Regions from separate parts of the Mus musculus genome. Here regions 1 and 3 are each linked to region 2. A link is a loop called in an ENCODE intact Hi-C map of the cell type or tissue named here. Cell type or tissue: left cerebral cortex. All regions are shown on one strand. Links, peaks and the distances in the headings refer to the core of each region. The heading gives the core; the rest is flanking DNA.

Evidence for each region. Peaks named below come from ENCODE experiments on the same cell type or tissue, not always from the same donor. Only the 100,000 strongest peaks of a DNase experiment are listed, where the experiment ranks them.
Region 1: a loop joins it to region 2, with 2.6 times the contacts of the local background. A loop is called at or near these places in 13 of 42 quality-filtered maps.
Region 3: it touches region 2 in a loop (5-fold over the local background); 9 of 42 quality-filtered maps call a loop at or near these places.

The regions. Positions count from the first base shown.
Region 1 is chr3:58,780,206-58,787,626 of GRCm38, forward strand. All of the region lies in intron 8 of 4930593A02Rik (RIKEN cDNA 4930593A02 gene), which reads left to right. Among named protein-coding and RNA genes, the nearest start is that of Gm40059, 41 kb to the right of the region's middle. In left cerebral cortex, for the core only: CTCF peaks have their summits at 4,456 (motif pointing left) and 5,862 (motif pointing left); DNase peaks (open chromatin) are centred at 3,592, 4,433 and 5,814.
Region 2 is chr3:58,522,602-58,530,022 of GRCm38, forward strand. Serp1 (stress-associated endoplasmic reticulum protein 1) reads right to left here and starts at 3,283. Exons shown (of 3, transcript NM_030685.3): 1 at 2,809-3,283; 2 at 2,482-2,557; 3 at 1-1,267. The coding sequence starts at 2,892. The coding sequence ends at 1,227. It overlaps Eif2a (eukaryotic translation initiation factor 2A), which reads left to right and starts at 3,220. Exons shown (of 14, transcript NM_001005509.2): 1 at 3,220-3,485. The coding sequence starts at 3,458. In left cerebral cortex, for the core only: a CTCF peak has its summit at 3,957; DNase peaks (open chromatin) are centred at 1,881, 2,449 and 3,323; H3K4me3 peaks cover 2,703 bases; H3K27ac peaks cover 1,275 bases.
Region 3 is chr3:58,688,984-58,696,404 of GRCm38, forward strand. It overlaps Siah2 (siah E3 ubiquitin protein ligase 2), which reads right to left and starts at 3,405. Exons shown (of 2, transcript NM_009174.3): 1 at 2,413-3,405. The coding sequence starts at 2,832. 4930593A02Rik (RIKEN cDNA 4930593A02 gene) reads left to right here and starts at 3,606. Exons shown (of 9, transcript NR_045167.1): 1 at 3,606-3,638; 2 at 7,071-7,143. In left cerebral cortex, for the core only: CTCF peaks have their summits at 2,504 and 3,269; DNase peaks (open chromatin) are centred at 1,888, 2,475, 3,191, 3,983 and 2 more places; H3K4me3 peaks cover 3,087 bases; H3K27ac peaks cover 2,268 bases.

The DNA of each region.
Region 1 (7,421 bases), core at 1,679-6,678, 260 kb after region 2:
GGAATGTTTCAAGAAAATTATCCTTTTCTTTTAGATTTTCCAATTCGATTGACTACAGCTTTTTATTTATTTATTTATTTTTTATTTTTAATATTGTTTTTATTTTTTTTCCATTTTTTATTAGGTATTTAGCTCATTTACATTTCCAATGCTATACCAAAAGTCCCCCATAGCCACCCACCCCCACTCCCCTACCCACCCACTCCCCTTTTTTGGCCCTGGCGTTCCCCTGTACTGGGGCATATAAAGTTTGCGTGTCCAATGGGCCTCTCTTTCCAGTGATGGCCGCCTAGGCCATCTTTTGATACATATGCAGCTAGAGTCAAGAGCTCCGGGGTACTGGTTAGTTCATAATGTTGTTCCACCTATAGGGTGACTACAGCTTTTTAAAGTATGTCCTTAGCTTTCTGTAAATTTTGATCCGTGTCTGTTGTTACTTTCCCCTTTTCATTCCTGATTTTGTTAATTTGAATATTTTCTCACCACATTGTAGTTAATTTAGATAAGGGCTTGTCAATCTTATTGATTTCCTAAAAGAATCAAGTCTTTGTTCCATTGATTCTTTGTAATGTTCTCTTTGTTTTCACTTTATTGATTTCAGCCCTAGGCTTGATTATTTCTTTGCATCTACTTCTTTTGGGTGTGATTTCTTCTTTAAATTCTAGAGCCTTTAGGTGTGCTGTTAAGTTGCTGGTATGAGATCACTCCATTTTCTTTATGTAGGCACTTAGTGCTGTGAACTTGCATCTTAGAGCAGCCTTAATTGTGTCTGATAAGTTTGGGTATGTTGTGCATTCATTTTCATTCAATTCTGGAAAGTCTTTAATTCCTTTCTTGACCCATTTTTCATTCAGTAGAAAATTGTTCAGTTTCCATGAGTTTTGTAAGTTTTCTGCTGTTTCTGTTGTTACTGATATCAAGATTTAATCTGTGGTGGTCTGATAGGTGCATGGTGTTATTTCAATTTTCTTGTATCTGTTGGAGCTTGCTTTAGATCTGAGTATGTGGTCAATTTTTAGGGGAAAAATATCTCATGAGATTCAGAGAAGAAGGTGTATTTTGTACTTGGGTGAAATATTCTCCAAATATCTGTTAGGTCCATTTGGTTCATAACATCTGTAAGCTCTAACATTTCTCTGTTTATTTTTTGTCTCTATGACCTGTCTATTGGTGAGATTGGGGTTTTGAAGTCTCCCACTATCGGTGTCCAGTGTCAAAATGTAATTTAAGCTACTGTAGTGTTTCTTTGACAAACTTGGGTGCCTTTGTACTTGGGACAAAGATATTATGAATTGCAATATCTTCTTAGTGGACTTTTGCTTTGATGAATATGTAGTGGCCTTTCCTATCTCTTCTGATTAGTTTGAGTTTAAAGTCTATTTTGTTAGATATTAAAATGGCCACACTAGCTTTCTTTTTAGGCCCATTTGCTTGGAATATCTTTCCAACCCTTTAACCTGAGATACTGTCTATTTTTTGATGTGGACGTGTGGTTTTTGGATGCAGCAGAAGGATAGCTACTGTTTTTGTATCCATTCTGTTAGTCTCTGTCTTTTTATTGGGAAATTGAGACCAGACCGCTGGTGGTCTCAATGGCCAATGATTGTTGATTCCTGTTATTTTGTTGGTGGTGTTGACTGTGTGTATGTGTTTTCCTTCTTTTGACTTTGCTGGTCTGAGGTTATTTATTCCCTGTGTTTTCATGGTTGTAGTTAACCTCTTTAGACTGGAGTTTTCCTTCAAGAAATTCTTATAGGGCTGGATTTGTAAATGTTGCGTAAGTCTGGATTTATCATAGAGTGTTTTATTTTCTCTCTCTATGGTGACTGAAAGTTTTGATGGGTATAGGTATCTGGGCTGGTATCTATGGTCTCAGAGTCTGCAGCACATCTCTTCAGGCCCTTCTGGCTTTTAGAGTCTCCATTGAGAAGTCAAGTGTAATGCTAATAAGTCGGACTTTATTTGTTACTTGGTTTTTTTTTTTTTTTTTTTTTCCTCTCAGTGTTTACTTTTCCTTCTTTTGCTTGGTAGGTTTAGCATTTTGATTATTATGTGGCAAGGGGACTTTCTTTTCTGATCTAATCTATTCCATGTTTTATATTCTTGTACTTTTATCTCCTTTCTTCTATGATTTTGTTGAAAATATTTTTCTGTGCTTTTGACTTGTATTTCTCCTCCTCCTTCTCCTCCTTCTCCTCCTCCTTCTTCTTCTCCTCCCTCTATTCCTATTATTTTTAAAGTTGGTCTTTTCATAGTGTCTCAGATTTCTAGGATATTTTGTATCAGAAAGTTTTTAGATGTAGCATTTTTCTTTGTTTATTCTATGTACCCTCAACGACTGAGATTCTCTCTTCCATCTCTTGTGTTTTGTTGGTGAAACAGGCCTTGGCAGATTCCTGTTTGAATTCCTAAATTTCTCATTTCTAGAATTCCTCAGTTAGGGGTTTCTTATTGATTGCACTTTTATTTTCTGGTCTTGAATAGTTTTATTTGCTTTTTATGTTTGTTTTCTTGGACTTATTTAAAGGGCTTATTCATTTCTTCCTACTGTTTTTTGTTTTGTTTGATTTTTTTTTGGATTGCTCTATTCATTTCTCCTTTAAGGGATCCTATCATCTACATACAGGCTGTTTTCAGTCTTTTTCTGTTTGTCAGGTATATTGGAATATCCTGGGCTGGCTGTGGTAGCAGTGTTGGGCTCTACTGGAAGACATATTGCTCCTAGTATTATTGTGTTTTTACAGTGGCATCTGAGCATCTGGGATGTGTATGATTACAGGTCTAGGTGATTTCTGGTTTTGCCTTTGTTTCATAGATGCTTTGTTCCTTGGTTTCTGTTTCCTCTCTGGATTTTAAGAGAATGTGGTGGCTGCGTATTGCCTTGTAGGACATTTTCTATGGACCTAATAGTTGTGGAAGTTTCAGGTCACATGTGCTTTAGGGTATTAGGAGATGACACTTATGGGACTAGGCTCCAGAAAGGTTTACAGAGGGAGGGAGAGTGAAGTGTTCAATCAGGATCTATTTATTTGATCTCCTTGCAAAGGGGATAGACAGTGAAGAGAAGTTCTGTTCCCATGCTGGTGTTGAGACTAGTGGATTGAATCTGTATCCTTGACCTGCTCAGCAGGCATGTGCTCAGGAATGGCTGCTAGCATTGGAGGCTGGGAACATGGGAGGAGAAGATCTTTGTGATCTCCTTGGGATGGGTTCAGAGGGTAAAGGGAGACCACAGCAGGGTGTGAGACTGTGGGGTTAGAGACTGGAGGAGAGGTAGGAAAGGTGAAGATTGCAGATTGGCTACCTGTTCTCCTGACAGGACTTGCCTTTGGGCTAGCTGGAGGTGGTGAGGCTGCTGGCACTAGGGGCTAGAATAAAGCAATGAGTTTGGCAGGGAGGTTGTTGTGTTTTATAAAAAGAAAGAGAAAGAAGGAATATGTTTGGTGGAGGCTCAGTATGGTGTGGGGGAAAGGAGATGCCAGGAAATGCCTCCGTGGGCCCACGCCGAGGCTTCCCGTCCCCCCTGAGAGACCAGCCACAGGATGGCATAGTATGGAATAGAGTTTATTCTGAGCATGGGGAGGGGAGTTGAGTGGGTAGTAGAGACAGAAAAGGGCAGAGAGAAAGGGAGTAGAGGCAGGCTATGAGCATGTGGAAAGCACGTGGAGAAAGGTGGGGGGATGGGGAGAGAGTGTAAGGAGCAGGAGCAAGAGGAGAAGAGAAAGGAGTAGGAGCAAGAGAGCAAGAGAGAGAGGAGTGGGCAAGCAGCCCTTTATATAGTAAGTCAGGTACACCGGGCTGTTGCCAGGTAACTGTGGGGCGGAGCCTAGACTAACTGCCAACAGAGGTGAAAGGGGAGGGTCTGTGGGATCCACAAGAGCTGTGGGCAGGTAGAAGGAGAGGGAAGGCTGCAGCAGGTGGAGGGTTGCAGCGCTGGGACTGGGCATGGAGGGCCTGAGGGAGAGAAGATCTGCAATCTACCTGGTTCCCTGGCAAGGGTGGCTTGTGTAGCAGGGAATGCTTGCAGGGTTTGAGTCTCAGCCCAGTTTTAGAATGTCATGATCAACTCCCAAAGAGACCATAACCAGTTCCAATCCTCCCCCCACACCACATTTCTGCCCTTTCTCCAACCTTAGGAAACAGCCAATCATTGTTTATCCTCTACCTTTGTCTGTTATAGTAATTTAATATATACTAGCTTGTATGATGTGTGGTCTTTCACTTGGCATACTTTTTCAAGGTCATCTATGGGATAGCCAACTACAATGTGGTCATCTACATATGTTATTCCTTTTTATTTCAGAAAATATTCTATTGCATGGGTTTATTGTATTTTAAAAATGCATTTAGTGTGTGTGTATGTCTGTGTGTGTGTAACTTGCTCACCTTTACCTAGATAATTATACTTGATAATCCGATTGAAAATACCACTCTCATAGCACCACCTTGTGGACAGCACTGAAAACACTTTCTTCGTCGTTCAGTTACCGAAGGAAAGAAAATGACACAAAGTTTTGTGGAAGTTTAGCATATACCATCCACCCCAAGTCCTTTTTTGGAAAGATATATGAGATGAATATTTTAAATATGATTAAACTGTAGAGATGAGGGTATGTCTCAGTTGGCAGAGTGCTCGCTTAGCATCCATGAAACACCGGGTCAAATCTCCAACTCTATAAACCAGGCTTGGTGGTACTTGTCTGTAATCCCCACAGTCAGGAGGCAAAGGCACGAGGAGCAGAACCTCAAGGCCAGCCTCAGCTACAGAGAGTTCAAGGCCAGCCTGGATGGGATCCATAAGACCCTATGCCTCATAAATAAGTAAGTTACTAAAGTAATTGGAACTCGATAATCTGAAAATAATGGGTTGAATCTAAACCTGGTCCTCTCTGATTTTTAACACAATCACTTACTAAAACTACCTGTTATTTAGATTGTGTCTGGTGACCACTAATGGTGCCTTAGGGATGTGCGACAGGATGCATTTCTGCAATCTGTTTTTTCATTTATTCTCCTGAAGTCGGGCTTTTTTTTTTCCCTTGAGTGGTAGGGATGGAATGCGATGTGAGACAAATGTTCCACCACTGACCCACACCCCGGATGGACACACAGACTAGTAGCAAGCCAGATGGAAACACCTAGAAGTGTACCACTGCTGCACTTGGGCTTTTCTGACCTCCTCTAGGGTCTGGGCTGTTTGTTTCCACCGTGACTTCTCTTTCACTAGTGCTTGTGTTCTGCTGCTCAGACTGACTCCTGTGGGTTTTTGGGAAGCCTTTCCCCCCACGTAAAATCAGCCTCCCCTTTCTCCTCTCTAAGTTCCTTTTTTCTCTCCTCCTCCTCTCTCCCTCTCTCTCCTCGCTCTCTTTTTCTCTCCCTTGTCTTTCCCTCTCTCCCTTTCCTCTTTCCCAAAGAATGTCAGACCAGAATATTTACAAATGTAAACTTAAACAATTACCATGCTGGAAATGCCTATATTTTATATAAGGTCTGTTTGTCCTCTGAGAGGTCCCTTAGAGGTCTTACATCATGCAAGTTCCTTTGATTTTTATCATGTCCCTCAGCATTGGTTCAGGCCCTGTGAAGTCCAAACTAACTCTAGCCAGTGGGAAGAGAGTCTCCCTCTCCCCTCTGCTCTCTACATACCTACCTTTTCCTCCCTCTTTTTAGCGAGGGAACAAAGTCAGTCTCCGGTAACTGCCCTCAATCTGCTCATATCATCCTCAGCCACACAGTCCTGACAACCATCCAGCTAGTCTCTGCACGCACTCTGGGCTCTTGCCAGTCTGTTTTCACACCAAGGCATTTGTTCAAAATGCAAATCCTGCCAGGCCTATTAAAATCCTTCTAGATCCTCGCGCCCCCTAGTGTAGAATGCCATGTGGTGCCTTGCCTGCCAGTCCAGCTGTTTCTCACCCTCTCTGCACCTTGTTCTCTGCACATCGGTCCTGTTGGCTTCTCCTTTGTTCTGGCAAACCCTCCACAGAGCGTCATACCCACTCGTTCGTCATCCAGCTCGTCACCCAGTTACCTCTGCTCAGCCTAAGCTGACTTCTTAGGAGATGCCTTATCCCAGTTTTTAAAATAAGATTGGCATACCACACTCCCTCCCTTCTAAACACTAACCTCAGTTTTCAGTTTCGAATCAGTGTGGTGGGTTTTCGACTCATGCCATCGTTTCAGGAAAGCATAAACCCCACGAGACGTAGGAGGCGGCTGGTACACGGAAGGAAATGGCCCCTATAGATCCATATTATACACTTGACCCCCAGTTGGGGGCGCTATTTGGGGGAGGTTCTGGAAACTGGGAAATTGCATCAAGGTGGAGGAAGATCACTGACCATGTATCCTTGAAGCTGTGTACTTCCCTGACCCCTTCTAATATCCTGTCCATCTTGATATGAACTTCTCTGTTCGGCTTTAGCTTCCTTACCGTGCTGGAAACCTATGAGACAATGAGCAAAAAAAAAAAAAAAAAAAAAAAAAAAAAAAAAAAAAAAAAAAGAATTCCTTAAGCTGTTTTCAGATATTTTGGTCAAAAATGACACGGAGACTAGAAAAATTGAATGAATGAATGAATGAATGAATGGTAATGTCTCATAGTAATTATGACAGTTGATAATATATACTTATTGTTTCTTATTTATGTTCAAGGTAAGGTTAGGTCCAGGTGTGACTAAAAGTTCTATGATCTGGACAGGGCAATGCAAGTCTCATCCAGTTGCTTTGGGCTGTTTCTGAAAGATGAGGAACCCCACACCTGCCTGCCCCTTGCCTAGTACTATCTGGTCTAGTGACATCAGTAAGCTTAAACTTAAAGAATTGTTTCCATGTTTCTCCTCTGATAGTGTACTATTATTCTGAGTGACATACTAGTCTAGGTTTGTCTTAGGGTTTATAGAGCTGTGATAAAACATCATGACCAAAAGCAACCTGAGGATGAAAGGGTTTATTTTAATTCACAGCTTGAAATCTATCATCAAGAAGTCCAAGCAGTAACTGGAGCAGCAGCCTGGAAGGAAGCAGGAGCCCATGCAGAGGCTACGGAGGAGTGATGCGTACTGGCTTGCTCCCCATGGCTTGTTCAGCCAGCTTTCAAATAGCACTCAGGACTACCTGTCCAGGGACTGCACCACCCACAATGGGCTGGGCCATCCCACATCAATCAATAATGAAGAGAATGCACTAATAAGCTGTGTACAGGGAAGCCTAGAGAGACATTTTCTTAATTAAGAATCCCTCTTCCCAAGTGACTCCAGCTTGTGTCAAACTTGTGTCAAAGTGATGCAAAACTAGACAGAGCAAAGTTGATATTTCAAAAAATAAATACCTCTATCTTCTCATCTTCCCGTCTGCACTTAAAGGTGCAGTCAGCTTAGGTCACTATTCAGACAGAGTAATATATTCAACTCCGTGCAAAT
Region 2 (7,421 bases), core at 1,399-6,398:
TCAAAAGAGATCTCCTGAGGCAAATAACAAAGCAAACATAAGCAGGCTTCTCTCCATTCATAAACAGATATTGCTTGGTGTCTGCACCAAGTTCTGGCTAAGTGCATAAATAGGACTAATTGTAGTTTTCAATAGTACCAGAAAATGTCAAACCTGCCTCATTACTCTCACCCTTACTATTAGTAAAAAGAAAATGATCAATCACAACCTACGAAGTCATACAAAGGAAGACTAGACTGATCCTCATCAGTAAATTCATTTCATTCCAAATGCTCATTTAGATCGATAGACCTAGAACCCTAAGGGCATTTCAATCAAAACTTTAGTTGATGTGCCTTTTTGGTATTAAAAGTGCAATTAACATGCTAAGATATCATATGGCACACGGGACTCCACATGTTTCGACAAGGCATTTAGTTCTTGTCTTTCTCCGTATCTACACAGTAAACCCTTTGATAATTCTGATCAGTATGACATCAGCAAACCATCTCTAATTTCATTTCACCATGATAGCTTTTAGTGGAACTGCAATCACTTTGATTAAGTTAGAAAATGTTCAATCCAGGCTCGAATGGGACCCTAGGTGACTATACTTACTCATGCAAAATTCAAGGCTGTGTAACAGAAACATTATCATTAGAAACAGATGCAGCTGTAAGCATCTTTACTTACAATATGCCCTAGAAGCTTTTAAAAAGTTTTAGGTGACAATGATTGTGGTAAAACTAAGCCGTGTAGGTGACCATTTAAAAGCACCTTATTATAGGACAGTTACATGTCCCTATAATGGAGTGTGCTTTCCAATTCAAGAGTAAAAAGGGCATAGCTATAGAAAACCATAAGATTCCAAAATTTAAGCTAATTGCATTTACACATTAGGGTTAACAAAATCTATACCCTGTCTACACAGATTTAATCTAATTAGTCATGTTTTAATAACCATATAAAACTCATTCTGTACTGAATAAGTATGGTCTACTACTGGAACTTAATAATCAAATTTTATTGCTTTATTCATGTGGTGCTTTTGCAAGGCACTGTGGCATGGACTAGCAAACCTGGAATGACTCTTGAAGACACCTTGGAATGACACATGAAGGCGGATATGAAAAGTCATTCTGAGGCAGGCCGATTTACTCAATGGTTTTTAACTAGGGCATCGAACATCAGGAATGAGTTCAAGTTAAAATTCACAGGAGAATGGAAAGATCTCAAGGTCAGTCACTTCACATGCCCATCCTGATACTTTGAATAATCTGGAAAATTGCTGTGAAGAGAAAGAGCAAATATTAAAACAAGTTGAAGAAAACAGGCCTCTCAACTAAAAGTCATCTATTTACAGCAGCTGCAGACTCCAGCGTGATCGTACAGTCAGTTACAAATGCTAATCTAACTTTACGCTAATAAAAAAGTGAAGCAGGTTTATCATAATTAAACAATTCAATGCCTTGAAGTGATTATTATCTCGTGGTACTGGGGATGGGACCCGGGGAGGGCCTGATGCATGATAGGTAAATACGCTGCAGCTGAGCTTCACATCGAACTCAAATTATTTCCTTAATTGCAGCTCCTTGACTTTTACCTATAAGATGTACAAGAGATATTCCAGATGTGAAATTATTTTAGCAATAACTTGAAAGCACCAAAACAAACACGTTTTTCCTACTATTAATTTATTTCCAACATATCCTTAAAGGCCTGGTTTCCTAACACATGCACATTTCTTCATTCTCACACAGCTGAAATTCAATAATCTTTTTGTGTTACATAAACTGGTTGGCTCTTGGCCACATATCAAGAAAGCTTCCGGTTGTTAAGTTTAGAAAAAAGGCAAAGTGAAATGTTAAATGAAAATCTCAGGAACTGTAGAATGCGGCAAATAAAAGCATCTGTCTCAATAACAGCAGCTTGTCTATTAAAGCAGCAGGCAGAGCAGGAGGACAGTCTGTAATACATCCATCCGCAGGGGCAAGAGTCTATCATCTTAAAACCAGGCTGTCTTAATAACTAATCTTACCTGAAAACACTTGTCTCATACATTAAATATCCCAGCAGGTATGTTTCCTCTACAGAAAATCAATTCTTTGTACTACCCTTACTTTATATACTTAGTTTTTGACATAGAGACCTTAGGTACTGGTATCGTTCAGTCCTGTTCTAGTATCCAGATGTTCACGATGTTCGCTAAGTTTTTTGCAACACTATCGATAATAAAGTTACAATGCAAATCAGAGATATTTGGTGCTTAATTTCTTCTAAGGGATCATTAGGAAGATCTAATTTCTCTCTCTCTCTCTTTTTGATCTTCAATGAGCATAAATCAAGGTAAGAGAAATTTCTGGGGCACCACCCTCTGTGGTACAAGTTATCCAGTTCACTAGAAACAATTCTCTTAGCAGGTGGGTTGAGAACCACGCGGGTAGGTAGGACTCGCCACTCATCCACGTCATTCCAAACCGCGAGAGCCCCCCAAACACTTACCAGAGCCACAGACAACAAAAATGAAGAGGGCCAATAACCAGGGTCCTACCGACGCCTTTTCTTCGGGGGCATTTCTCTGCAAAAAGAAAAAACCCGGTTTCAAATGCAGAGAAAGCACTCTCGGATCCCGGGCTCCCAAGGCCTGCACCCCAGGCCAGGTGGCCGGCCGGCCGACTCACAGATCTCTCCCCCCACCCCAGATTCCACCGCAGCGGGAGTCCGGAGTCAGGCGGGTCTGGGGAGAACTCGCCGCGGCCCCGGCCGGGCGCGGGGCGCGGGCCTCGGCTCCCGGCCACGACATGGAGCGGGGTGCCCACTTTCCCTTACCGAGGTCTTAGCGACGTTGCCGCGCTGAGTTATGTTCTTGCTGTGCTTCTCGTTGGCCATACGGATCCTCTGCTTGGCGACCATTTTCGCAGCGCCACCTGCCCCAAGAACCTCTCGGACTCGCTCGCTCGCCGGTCCCGGGCCACCGGGAGGGAGGCTCGGCTCTGATCGCGGTGCCTACGCCGTCTACAGCCACTGGGCCGGGACGCGGAGCGCTGGAACACCGGCAGCCGCCGATCGCGGCGGTCTGAGCAGCCTTTGGGGCGGCGTGCCGGGGAGAGCGGGCCGCAGGGCCGAGAGGCAAGAGTCCAACCACCGGACAGTGCAACCGGCAACCTCGAACTAGTTCGGGTTCGGCTGCCAACGTCAGCACTGGGCAGACCCCGCCCCGCGGAAGTGTGGACTCCGCCCGCTCCGGAGAGGGAGGGCGAGCGCCGGCCGCCACCGCAGCCAGGCTCTTCCCCGCTCCGGAAAACGAGGAGCCAGAGCTGCGCGTGCGCGCTCGGGAACCAGACGTGGATTGGCCCCGAGGCTGGCGGCGCCGGAAACACCGACTCGCAGACTTTGCGCTTGGGGAGACGTGTAGAGGCCGGGTTCGGCCTTTCTTGAACTCTCACCCCAGCGCGTGGGTTTCTCTTTCCGGGACAAGATGGCGCCGTCCACACCGCTGTTGACAGGTGAGTTCCAAAAGAGCGAGAGACTCTTCCTTTACGGTGATTTCTTTCTGTGTCTTCGCGCTGGAGAATTCCTTAGCAAGCCTTGGAAGTCCGTCTTGCCTTTCCTCCTGGAAGGACCAAACTGTCTTTTAGTTTATTTGGTAATAGCATCCCAATGGGAAGTGAAGTCTCCGTCCCCAGTAGTCCCTCCTCCCAGTTATCCATCCATCGTTCTTCATCTTCCATAGGAATAGACAGGTAACAGAAAGTATTAGTTTGATGTGTGACCTGTGGTCTGCAATGCCGGGTGTTGCTTGGACCCTTCTTAATAGAAGAAACAAGACTCTTCACACCGAATTCATCTGAACTTAAGTATTATTAAAAATTATATGCTCCCTTATTGTTATGAGGTTTGTGGGAGTTGATAGGGAGCAAGACATTGCTAGTGTAGGTTAGGTTTCATGCTGAAGATGTGGCTTAAGGTGGCGACAGTGAGCAGGATAATGATAGTCTAATGTTTTCGATTGAAACAGCTGTGAGACAGTATTTAAGAAGTAGAACATGAGAAGACGCTAGGAATTTAAAGCTGACACATATTGTGGTGCTTAAACAACAACAACAAACTTGGACAACACTGGGAAAGGTGCTATACTATGTTATGGCTTGGGTATGTAAGTTTGAATAAACAAAAGATTCAAGTAGAAAAGAAGTGGGAAAGAAAAAAATCGTTGATAACAATGTAAGAAGAAAGATAGCATCATTAGGACGAATGTCTTATTTTTGAGAATTGGAAGTTATGTCCTCCTGAGACACGGCAAAGCTTTTATACTTCTGCCAGTCTAGGAATATACATTTTTAAGAGCCATGCTTATCCTGTTCAGATAGACTATCATAATTTATTCGCCAGATAGTTATGAGGTGCTAGTTGCAATCTTCTAAACACTGCCAGATAGTTGAGATTGTTTTCTTTTGTTTAGATTATTTATTTATTTATTTATGCGTCTGTATCTGAGCGTGTGCACAGGAGTACAGGCCTTAAGAGGCCCAGAAGAGGGTGTGGGCTTCCCTGGGGCTGGAGTTAGAGTTGTGAGCCTCACCTTAGATGAGTGCTGAGAACTCTATTTATTTCTTCTTAAGAGAAGCAAGTACTCTTAATGCTGAGCCATCCTCCAGCCCCCTGACACTATTTAAATGGCATAATTATGTAATTCAATAAATTGCTTCTCTGTTACTTAAAAGCTTTACTACTAAATGAATATTTGAATTCGACCTAAAAATTAGTACATTAAAAAGGGATTGAAGTTCTGCCCTTTTGAGACAGTGTGAAGTCCATCCTGTTCAGCCCAGCATACGGATCACTATAATCTTAGTGGCACTAACCTTACTGCATTGGCATCGCGGCTTATTTTGTGTTCCATCAGTACTGAGTTGTTAAAGCCCTTTAAGTTCTTCTTCAGAATTATCCTCTTCTTTCTGTTGACTTGGCAAGCTACTTCCAAGCAATTTACCACACTTTCTGCACGGGCACGGTCGCTTTCTGAGCTATTTTTCACTCTTTTTTTTATGTATCACAAAGGAAATGCTCTATTTGTTCAACTATTTTCCTTCCCTGCTAGACTGCTAAATTATGATGTTTGGGGTAAAGTCTTATTCATCCTTGCCTTTTCAGTACCTAATGCAGAACCTACTAAATAGTAGACACTAAACATAGGAGAATTAACTCATGAAGAATAGATTGTATATAATCAAATTAACAAAGTAACAATTTTTTTCACAGGATTCTAGATTAGAGCCTTTGTTCTGACACTCTCTCATAGTATCATATTCTTAGATGCCCAAAGATTACTTGGCCAAATTTACATTACATATTTGCAGGGTTAGGATTATACCCAGGTATTCCATGGTCTATTTTCTACCAATAAAATATACTGTTTACTCTTTTAAACATTCTTTGTTTTAAGTTTTTAAATTCCTAAATCCTTAAATCTTACTTAATGTATACTTACTAGATCTATAGATCTGTGAATAATTGTTTATTGTTATAACTCTAAGTCGGAAATGAGAAAAGACCAAAACATGTGAAACTTGAGTTTTTAAACACTTGTTCTAAAAAGCTTTAGTGTTGATAAATTTAAGTATTTACATAACACTCCCCCCACCCCCAAATCTATTTCTGTATTTCCTGGTTCTTGCTTTTCTTTTATTAAAGGAGACAGATTTATCCTCAGGCAGATATTCAACCAGCTTAGTGACTCTAAAGAAAAGAGCTTTTCTTTGTTTGACCAGCATTCCCAACAGAAATCTCAGGCTCTTTCCTTTAGAGAGTGTGGCTGATACAGGTCTTATTTTTCCTCTTGTTGCTGTTTTTTTCTTACCAGTGTTATTTTGGAGTTTACTTTCTTCCCTAGTATGAAATAATAGATCTTAAATACAAATTGTGAGAAACCCCTTTTGGTGTCTAGAACATTCTGAGTTCCCATAATGTTGGCAGAAATGAACAAGACAGAGAATCTGTGCTGCCAATTAAAAGTGTCACTAGAGCTGGGGGAGGCTGCTAAAATACCGGTGGTTGAAGTGAGGTAAGAACAAGCTCCCCTCTTCTTTGTCCATCAGTGGAAGACCATGGACTTGGGTTAGCAGTGACAGCTTGATCACATTCACGTTTTATAGTTACGTAGCGGCGGCCTTATTAGGACTGTACTGACAGTTTGCCATTCTATTCTAGATTGGTATATAAATTCTAAGAAAGGTCGTAGTGTGTTAGATTCTGCTATACCTTTGTGGCCATGGCCTTAACACTGGCTAAATTTCTACATAATGTATAACTAAGGTATGATCTCAATAAACTCCCTCATTTGAAAATTTTATTTGTGGCTTATCCTTCTAGTGTTTGTTAAACATGTAACATGTATGATAGCCTTTAATGCCAGCACTTGAGGGCAGAGGTAGTCAGATTTCTGTGAGTTCAAGGTCAATCTGGTCTACTTAAGAAATTTCCAGGCCAGCAAAAGCTACATAATGAGATATTGATTTTTTTTAATTAATTCTAGCATTAAGACAATGTGGCCTATTCTAAATTGTAATGTATGTTATATACATTGCAGCAGTTGGATTGATTGGTGCTGAGAAATGCTACTACTGTTTTACCTGTGTGGTAGCTTTAATGCTGTAAAGAATAGAACTTGAGGGCTATAGAGGTAACTCCATGGTAGGTATACATCCCTTAAGGTATATAAGGTTAATTAGTACACACACACAAAGGGAAAGGGTAAAACGATAACAGTGAGTTTATAATGTATCTACATTACTTACCCTGAGCATGGTAGCTCTTAGGAGGGAGATCGCTGAGTTCCAGGACAGCCTGGACTACTTAGAGAGTTCTAGTCCTGCTGGGGCTACCTACATCATGAGGCCTTGTCTCAAAAAAAAAAAAAAAAAAAAAAAAAAAAATTACAAAACTTAAGTTTTAAAATCTAGGACATATTTTGTCACAGAACATTTTACAAGTATCATTATAGCTTTTTAAATATTTTGAGCATTTGATTTAAATTATAGCAGTAGATCAAACTGGCCTCAAACTCTATGTCTCTGCATCAGCCACCTCAGTATTGGAGTGCTATGTGAGCGCTACCACACCCAACTAGAAATCATCCTGAAAACAGTAGTAAAGTCCTTTTAATCCCTAACACTTAGCATATAGTGAAGGCACACATCAAATAGTCTGTAAGCCGTTGTGTACAGAGTCTCTTGTTTGAAATGTACAAAGCAGCTTGCTAGACTCCATCCTATTGTCTAACAAACTTAGAGTCTTAATGTGCTTGCGTACTTGTTTTCTGTTGTTAAACTGGCAACTCCATAAAGACGTAGATTTTCATTCTAACTTGATATTCTTTGGGCCTGCCTGATCCCTGAAATTGAGCTGGTTAATTCTTAGTGAGGGTATGTGTTTTTCTCTTT
Region 3 (7,421 bases), core at 991-5,990, 170 kb after region 2:
TCAAAATGGGATACAGATCTAAACAGAGAATTCTCAACGGGGGAAACGTAAAGTGGCAGAGAAACACCTTAAGAAATGTTTGGCATCCTTAGCCATCAGGGGAATATAAATCAAAATGACTTTGAGATTCTATTTTCTGCCTGTCAGAATGGCTGAGTTCAGTAACACAAGAGACAGCCTCATGCCGGTGAGGATGTGGAATAAGAGGAGCACCCATGCACTGTTGGGAGGAGTGTGAATTCACACAGCCGCAGTGGTAATCAGTGTGGTGGTTCCTCAGGAAGATGGGGATCTACCTCAAGACTCAGCTCTACCACTCTTGGGCACATATCCAAAGGGTGCTTCCTCCTACCGCAGTGACACTCGTTCAGACATGTTCATAATTCCTAGATGTCTCCCTAAAGAAGAATGGATAGAGAACGTGTGGAACGGTTTACACAGTGAGTATTACTCAGTCATTAAGAAGAATGCCATTTGCAGGTAAATAGAATTAGAAAGAGTTTATCCTGAGCGAGGCACAGTGATGGAGGACAGATGCTGACACACAGCATGCACAGGGTCCTCTGGGTGTATATTACGGCTTCCAGAATGGGAGAACAAGTGGGTCTCTGGCTGTGCCTTCTCTGGCTCCTTTCCTTATCGTTACCATTCCTTAGAAGCTTATTCTTTTCTAATGAGAGACAGAAAGGGGGATCAGAATGCAAGGGGAGGTGGGAAGGAACTGGGAGGAGCAGAGGGAGGGGAAATTATAATCAGGTTGTATTATAGGAGGGGGAAAATCTGCTTCCAATAAAAGGGGGCGGCATGAAACTATTTTATCCGAATTGCCCAGATGCAGCACCTGAGTTGAGTGAATTAGTAAGCAGGACCTGGGGTGGGGCTAAAGGCAAGCAAGTTAATAAGCTGACCCTATAGCCTAAACCCTTATTTGAATAAGCTATTTTAATTGGGTTTGTAGCTGGGCAGAAGGCCAAAGTAACTCACTCATTTTACTGACTTGACTATGAAGCCTAAAACGAAAATTTCCAGTGAGCTATTTTTAATTTAAAACAGCTCTTGCCCTAAAAATTAATCACTAAGGAGATAGGCAAGACAAAACAGTCTCAGGTAGAACAATTACTTTCATTAAAAAAAATCTCAGAAATATTAACATTATTCCCACCTATAAGTTCAGAAAATGAACTCCTTGACAGAGGTCTAGGTTAGAAAGAGGCATATAAATGAGACTGTGGGGAGTTTTGTAAGGGTTTCAGTGTTGGCAACAGGATGTTATAGCAGAACCACACAATGTAATGCTATCAGTCATTTAAAATACAGGAGATCAAGTCAAGTTTCAGGTGAGGATATTATTAGTAAACCTGGTTGGCAGAGGAAAAAAAAAACACTATCTCTGTGAGTATTAAAAAAAAGAAGCTTTCAGATATAGACATGCATGATTCCATTAATTTAGCCGTGAGGATGTAAACACAGGTCCTAAACAAACCATTGGAGCCATGGGAATGAGAGCTCGGACTTTGACTTGTGGTTTGCCCACCCCACCCCACCCCCCAGCACAGGCAACTAAATAAAATGCTGTCACTGGAGAGAGAACTAATAACGCTCTTAAGTGTCTGCGTTGAGTCCTTGTGGACTCGAGTTCATCGCAGTTAGTCAAACAAACAAACCAAAACAAAAACCAAACAGCAGCTACAACTTCTGAGTCCTCCGCAAGTCTGGGAAGCTGAGAGAAGGCGTGGCTTGCTGGGTTTTCTGGGCTCCCGTGCTAAGCAGGCAGTATCCGCTTCCCCTTACAAAGCGCTCTCTCAAGTGCTCCAGATCTTGGGCACTGGGTCCAGGAGGAATCCAGGACCGTTCTCGCCAAGCTCAGCGCTGGAAACCGTCCGCTTCCTTCCTCCACAATCTCCACTGCCAGCTTCCCTGTTCACATTAAGCTGCCCAGGCTTTATAGAGCACACCCCTGCGGTGGACGCGGCGGCACTTGGCTGGGAGAGCTGGGATGCTTCTAAACCGTCATCAAGTGCCAACTTATCTACAGTCAGTGCTCCGGCAAACGTCAACCCTAGTTGCTAGTTCCCAAAATGGACAGGTTGGCCTGGAAACAATAGACAAGGTACACACACGTACACACCGGAGACAGAGAGAGTGCGCCAGAGAGAGAGAGAGAGAGAGAGAGAGAGAGAGAGAGAGAGAGAGAGAGAGAGAGAGAGAGAGAGAGAGAGAGAGGGAGGAGAGAGAGAGAGACAGACAGAGAGAGAGAGAGAGAGAGAGAGAGAGAGAGAGGAGAGGAGAAAGACAGACAGACAGATGGAAACAGTGAAATGCCATTCGCCTCTTAGGGCCTTCAAGTGCGCTGGAGGGCACCGGAACTCTGGAAGGTTCCTTGGCAGATCTGCGGATGGTGGCTGGACTTACCTTACAGGGAAACAGAACTGCCGAGGCGACCTTCTCCATAGCCAGGTTCCTGATGCTGGGCGTTAGGGCGCCCCTGCACGTCGGGCAGCAGCTTAACTTCTGGCGGCATTGGTTACACACCAGGTGCCCGGCCTGGCACTGCAGAATGGGGGGCAGGACATAGTCAAAGCAGACCGGGCACTCGAAGAGCGAGGTCAGCTCGTGGTGCTGCGGGGACACCGGGTCGGCCCCGCCGCCGGCTCCGGGGCCTGAGATCACCGCTGCCGCGGCGGGCACCGCGGACGAGCCGGGGCCCGCTGCCGAGATGGTGGCGGCGGCCGGGGGCGCAGCCGGGGACGGGGCGTGCGGGGTCTGAGGCGGCGGCGGCTGCTTGCTGCAGGGTTTGTTAGCGCTGGGGCCGGTGGAGGACGGGCGGCTCATCGCGCTCCGAGCCCACCATGGACCTGCGGGCGTCTGCCTGCCGCGGGGCCGCCCGGGTTAAGGCGGTGCGCGCCCCGCGGGTGGCGGGCTCCGGGGCAACGCCACGGCGCCCAGCCCGGGGGACCCAGCGCGGACCCGACCGGCACCGGGAGGGCGGGGACCGGACCGCGCCGATCCTCTCGGCGGCACCCGGATGGTCGTCGCTCTCGGGGCTCGCGGCCGTGCGGTGCCCTCCTCCGGCGGCGTTCTGGTGCGCAGAGCCCTGGCCCACTCGCTTCAGGAGCGGCAGCTGACGCAAGCCCCGGGGGCGCGCGCGGACGTGACGCTAAGACACGTGTGCGGCCGACCCGGCACTCAGGGACTGGCAGAGCCACCCTGCGGCCCGCGCAGCTCCGCCCGACCCAGCTGGCAGCGCCCGAGCGGTTTCCTCGCTGGGAGCCCTTGAATGAGTCGATCGCCGCCGCGTGGGGTCGCTTCTCTGCGACAGTGGAAGCCGGCAGCCCAGGGAAAGGACGTAGCCCGAGTCTCCCGACCCTTCCCAGGGGACCTACGCCGACCCGCACCGACTCCAGCTAGAAGGGCAACTGCTGGCCCGGCGTGGGCGTGGAGGGCGCGCGAGTGCGCCGGGGGCGGGGCGGGGCTGGGCGGGGCGGGGGGCGGGGCTCGGAATCCCACGTTTCTTTTAGCCATTGACGCGCTGGAGCAGCTGGCGATCAGGCTACTCGGCCGGTAGCTTGACACGCGGGGGCGGGACCCGGAGTCGGGCGGGAGCCGCGCGAAGGCCTCGGGTGTGGCCCGGCAGTTAGGTACGAGGGTGGGCTCTTCAGTGGTTGGGACCTTAACGCTAGGTTTTCCTTCGAAAGCCCACTGGCGAAAGCTTCTTGGAATTGGCCGCCTCTGATTGAGAGAACCTGAACCTCTTTGACAACTCTGACTCGATGGAGAATTAAAACCTCCAAGGAATACCATACACGTGGGTTGGGTTTGTGAGGCCCCAAATGACAGGAGACCCTCTGGTGCCTGAGTCCTTAACGTCTAGTCCTGGTCCAAACCTTAGGCTTTTAGCTTACTTACCTGGGGCTTTGGGAAGAAGGAAATGGGTGAGGTCAACCTACCCCTTACCAACCCTCAGCTTGACAGGATTGGTGCTGGATTCTTCCTGAGTTGTCTTTGTACACCCGACATATGGAAAGTCTCTAAGATCCCCATCTTAGAGGTGTAAAAGGCACCCACGGGAGCTGGAGGGACGCCTCAACATACTACTCTTAGAGGACCAGACTTTGGTCCCCAGCACCCACAACTGCCTGTAACCCCAGCTCCAGGGGATCTGATACCATTTGGTACCAGTACACATTATATACACACATGCCCATAAATAAAAATAAACCTTAAGTGTGGTGGGGGTGGGACAGGGGACATCTACAGCCTACCTTCCGGTCTAGCAATAAGAGAACTCTCCGAGGGTTCCCCTAGTCTCAGTAAAACTTATTTCCAGGTACTCTTCACCATTCAGAACCCCAGAATTAGAGAGCGCCTGAGAGTTTGGAGTGAACCGTATAATGGACATACCCTGCACACAATTGCTATGGCAAGCGTTTTATGCCTGAACTGATGACACTGGAATTGGAAAAAGCTAGTATTGATACTCTTTGTAGGAAAACAGAGATTAGTCAGGATAGGGTAAAATAGTGCCCTGTGACTTCGAGCGAAATTCTTTTTAATATCCTGACTTAGTTTGTGACTGTCTTGTGTGCACACGTGGAGGTCAGAGGACAGGTTTGTGGGAGTCGACTTTCTCAAGTTGGCAGGCTTGATGCAGGCACCACTACCCTCCTGAGCCACCTTCCTGGCTCCAGTCTCCTACTCTGTAAAAGTGAATTTAAACAATTTGAGTTTCTCTGTGCCATTCTTGTAGAACCTCATCCATCATAGCCACCTTGTAAATGATAGCCGTAGTTTAAAAATAACAGTGAATATTTATTATTAGAGTCAATGAATAGAATCTGCTCAAAGAAAAAAAAACAAAGTTAAATTTTGTAATCTAGAAAGACTTCATGAGTAACTGGGTTATCTAAAGTTGTAGAGAAAAACTTAGTGATACATGCCACCTAATCACCCTGCAAATATTCCCTTTGTGTATGCCAGCCACTGTCCTGAGAAGAGTTCTTACTCATTTAAATTCTAGGACAGAAGCAGGAGTGGTAAACCGCTCAGGCAGGGCAAAGGATCTCCGAGGTTTGGGAAATGTCCAGACTGCAGGCCTATAAACTCAGCTCCTTAGGGGTGCTGAGTGAGAAGGATGCTAAACTCAAAGGCTACCTGAGTTACAAAGTGACTTCAAGGCCGGCATGAACAACTTAGTGATACTGTCTACAGTTGAAAAGAAAGGCTAGGGGTGTAGCTTAGTGGCATGGTGTTTGTCTGGCTTATGCAAGGTCTTAGGTTCAATTCCTAGTAATTCGAAAAGGGAAAAGAATACAGTGGGGGTTTGGGGGGTGGAAAGACTGTGAAAAGTGGATGCACACAGAGGATGTATTACAGATGGACTGGCACTTGGTGTGTGTAGTGGGAGTGTTACATACACTAGCTATGTATGAAACTAGTATATGGACAGCTAACAAAGGAATAAGGCATCTGCCTCCGATTCACCTTGGGTTTTGTTTTTGTTTTTTCAAGACAGGGTTTCTCTGTGTAGCCCTGGCTGTCCAAGAACTCACTCAGTAGACCAGGCTGGCCTCGAACTCAGAAATCTGCCTGCCTCTGCCTCCCAAGTGCTGGGATGAAAGGGGTGTGCCACCACTGACCAGCTCACTGTGGCCTTTTTTTTTTTTTTTAAAGCCCTGTAATATACTGAACTTGAACTTCTAGATTGGTGCTATGGGGACTATAAAATAGTATTTATTGAGCACCCACTATATGGGTAAAATGGGTTTTTAGATTTCCAGGCACGTCATAGGGTGGATACTATGGTTATAGTCGAGGAAACAGAGGCATAGGGAGTTTGGTTTGCTCAGATTCACAGAGCCAAGATGGCTGGAACCTGCTCCAGAGCTCGTATCTTATCTGACTCCTACTTTGCTAAGATGAGGTGATTAGCTCACTCACCATAAAAAGAAATCAGCTCCAGAGACCATAATGAAGTGCTGCCCTGTGTAGGCAGTCGTCATTCATTCTTAGCTGGTCTGAACAGGAAAGTATTCTGTTTATTCATTGTTCACCTCTGTTGGGCACACACAAAAAATGGTAGGAAATAAAAGCACCCACGGTCTCACCTTTATTGGAGAGAATATATATATATATATTCAAGTTAGAACCCTAGCAGTTGGAATTTATGACAGACTGCATTCCCTTGTCTCTCTGACCTCTGTCCTCTGTCAGAGACTCCCCATTTCCAGAGTTTGAGAATGTTTGCTGCAGAAGTGGGGTCTTTGCTTTGGCCATACTGACAAGTTCTAGCAGGTTCTGATATTTCAAAATGAAGTATGGTTTCAGAGGCTGCTGAAAAAGAAAAGAAAAGAAAAGAAAAGAAAAGAAAAGAAAAAGAAAAGACCCTAAAACAAAAGCAAACAAAAAACCCAGGAAAAATAATTCTTCACTAAGTGAATTTGGTTACTAAAGCTACAACTCTTACCCTGGCAGATGACTCACCTGGTGTAGAGAATCGCTTCCTTCTAAAGCTTGGTACTCCTGATTAAATCGGCCAGGGTAGTTAGAAACAAAGCAAATGAGAGGTGTCGGGGCAGTTGCTGACAGTGGAGAAGAGGACAGGCCTGCTGGCACATCACTAACCTCCCATGCTGTTAGACTGGACTTTCCAGCCACATTTCTCCTCCCTAAGGGGCTTGGATGAGAGAGGGAGCCTTTCTGCTTTGTGAGTCTGAACTCCTCATTTCCGTGGAGAACATTTAGCTTCGAGCTGCTGCTCAGTGAGTGTGCAGATGGGTGCTGTGTGCAGAACTGACTTGTTTGAGATTTATTTGCCCTGGGGAACGTGGTCGTTCCTGGGCCTAGGCTTAATGGGTGACTTCTGGGCTTCAGGGAGAGGGGGTGAGCCCTCCCTTTTGCAATCTCTGGATTCACGACTCATTTTCTTCATCTGGATGAGAGGTTAAACTCCTCTCGCCCACTGAATTTTCGATGGCCTGTCAAGCAGATGGTTCTCTCTACCCAGCTCCTGCTCTGTGCTCTTATTTTGTTTGTTTTTAATCATAACAAACACACTTGTTTTATTTTTATAGGTGTTTTCCCTGCATGTGTATGCCTGATGCCAGAAGAGGAGGGTACAGAGGCCCTGCAACTGGGGTTACAGAGGTTTGTGAGTAACCAACGTGGGTGCTGGAAACAAAACCCAGCCCCCCCCCCCCCCCAAGAGCAGCCAGGACTCTTAAATCACTTAAATCACTGAGCCAACTCTGCGGTCCTCATGACTCCCTGTACTCTTAAAGCTGGGGATGTACTGAGTGATTCTTGCCTTAAATTCTCAGAGCAAGCCTGTAACTGGCCCGGCAGGAATAGAGATATTTGAGTTTGTGTCTCTCCTGTTGGCTATGAGAGCATGGCCTCCAAGAAGTTAGAATTTTCCCGGGAAT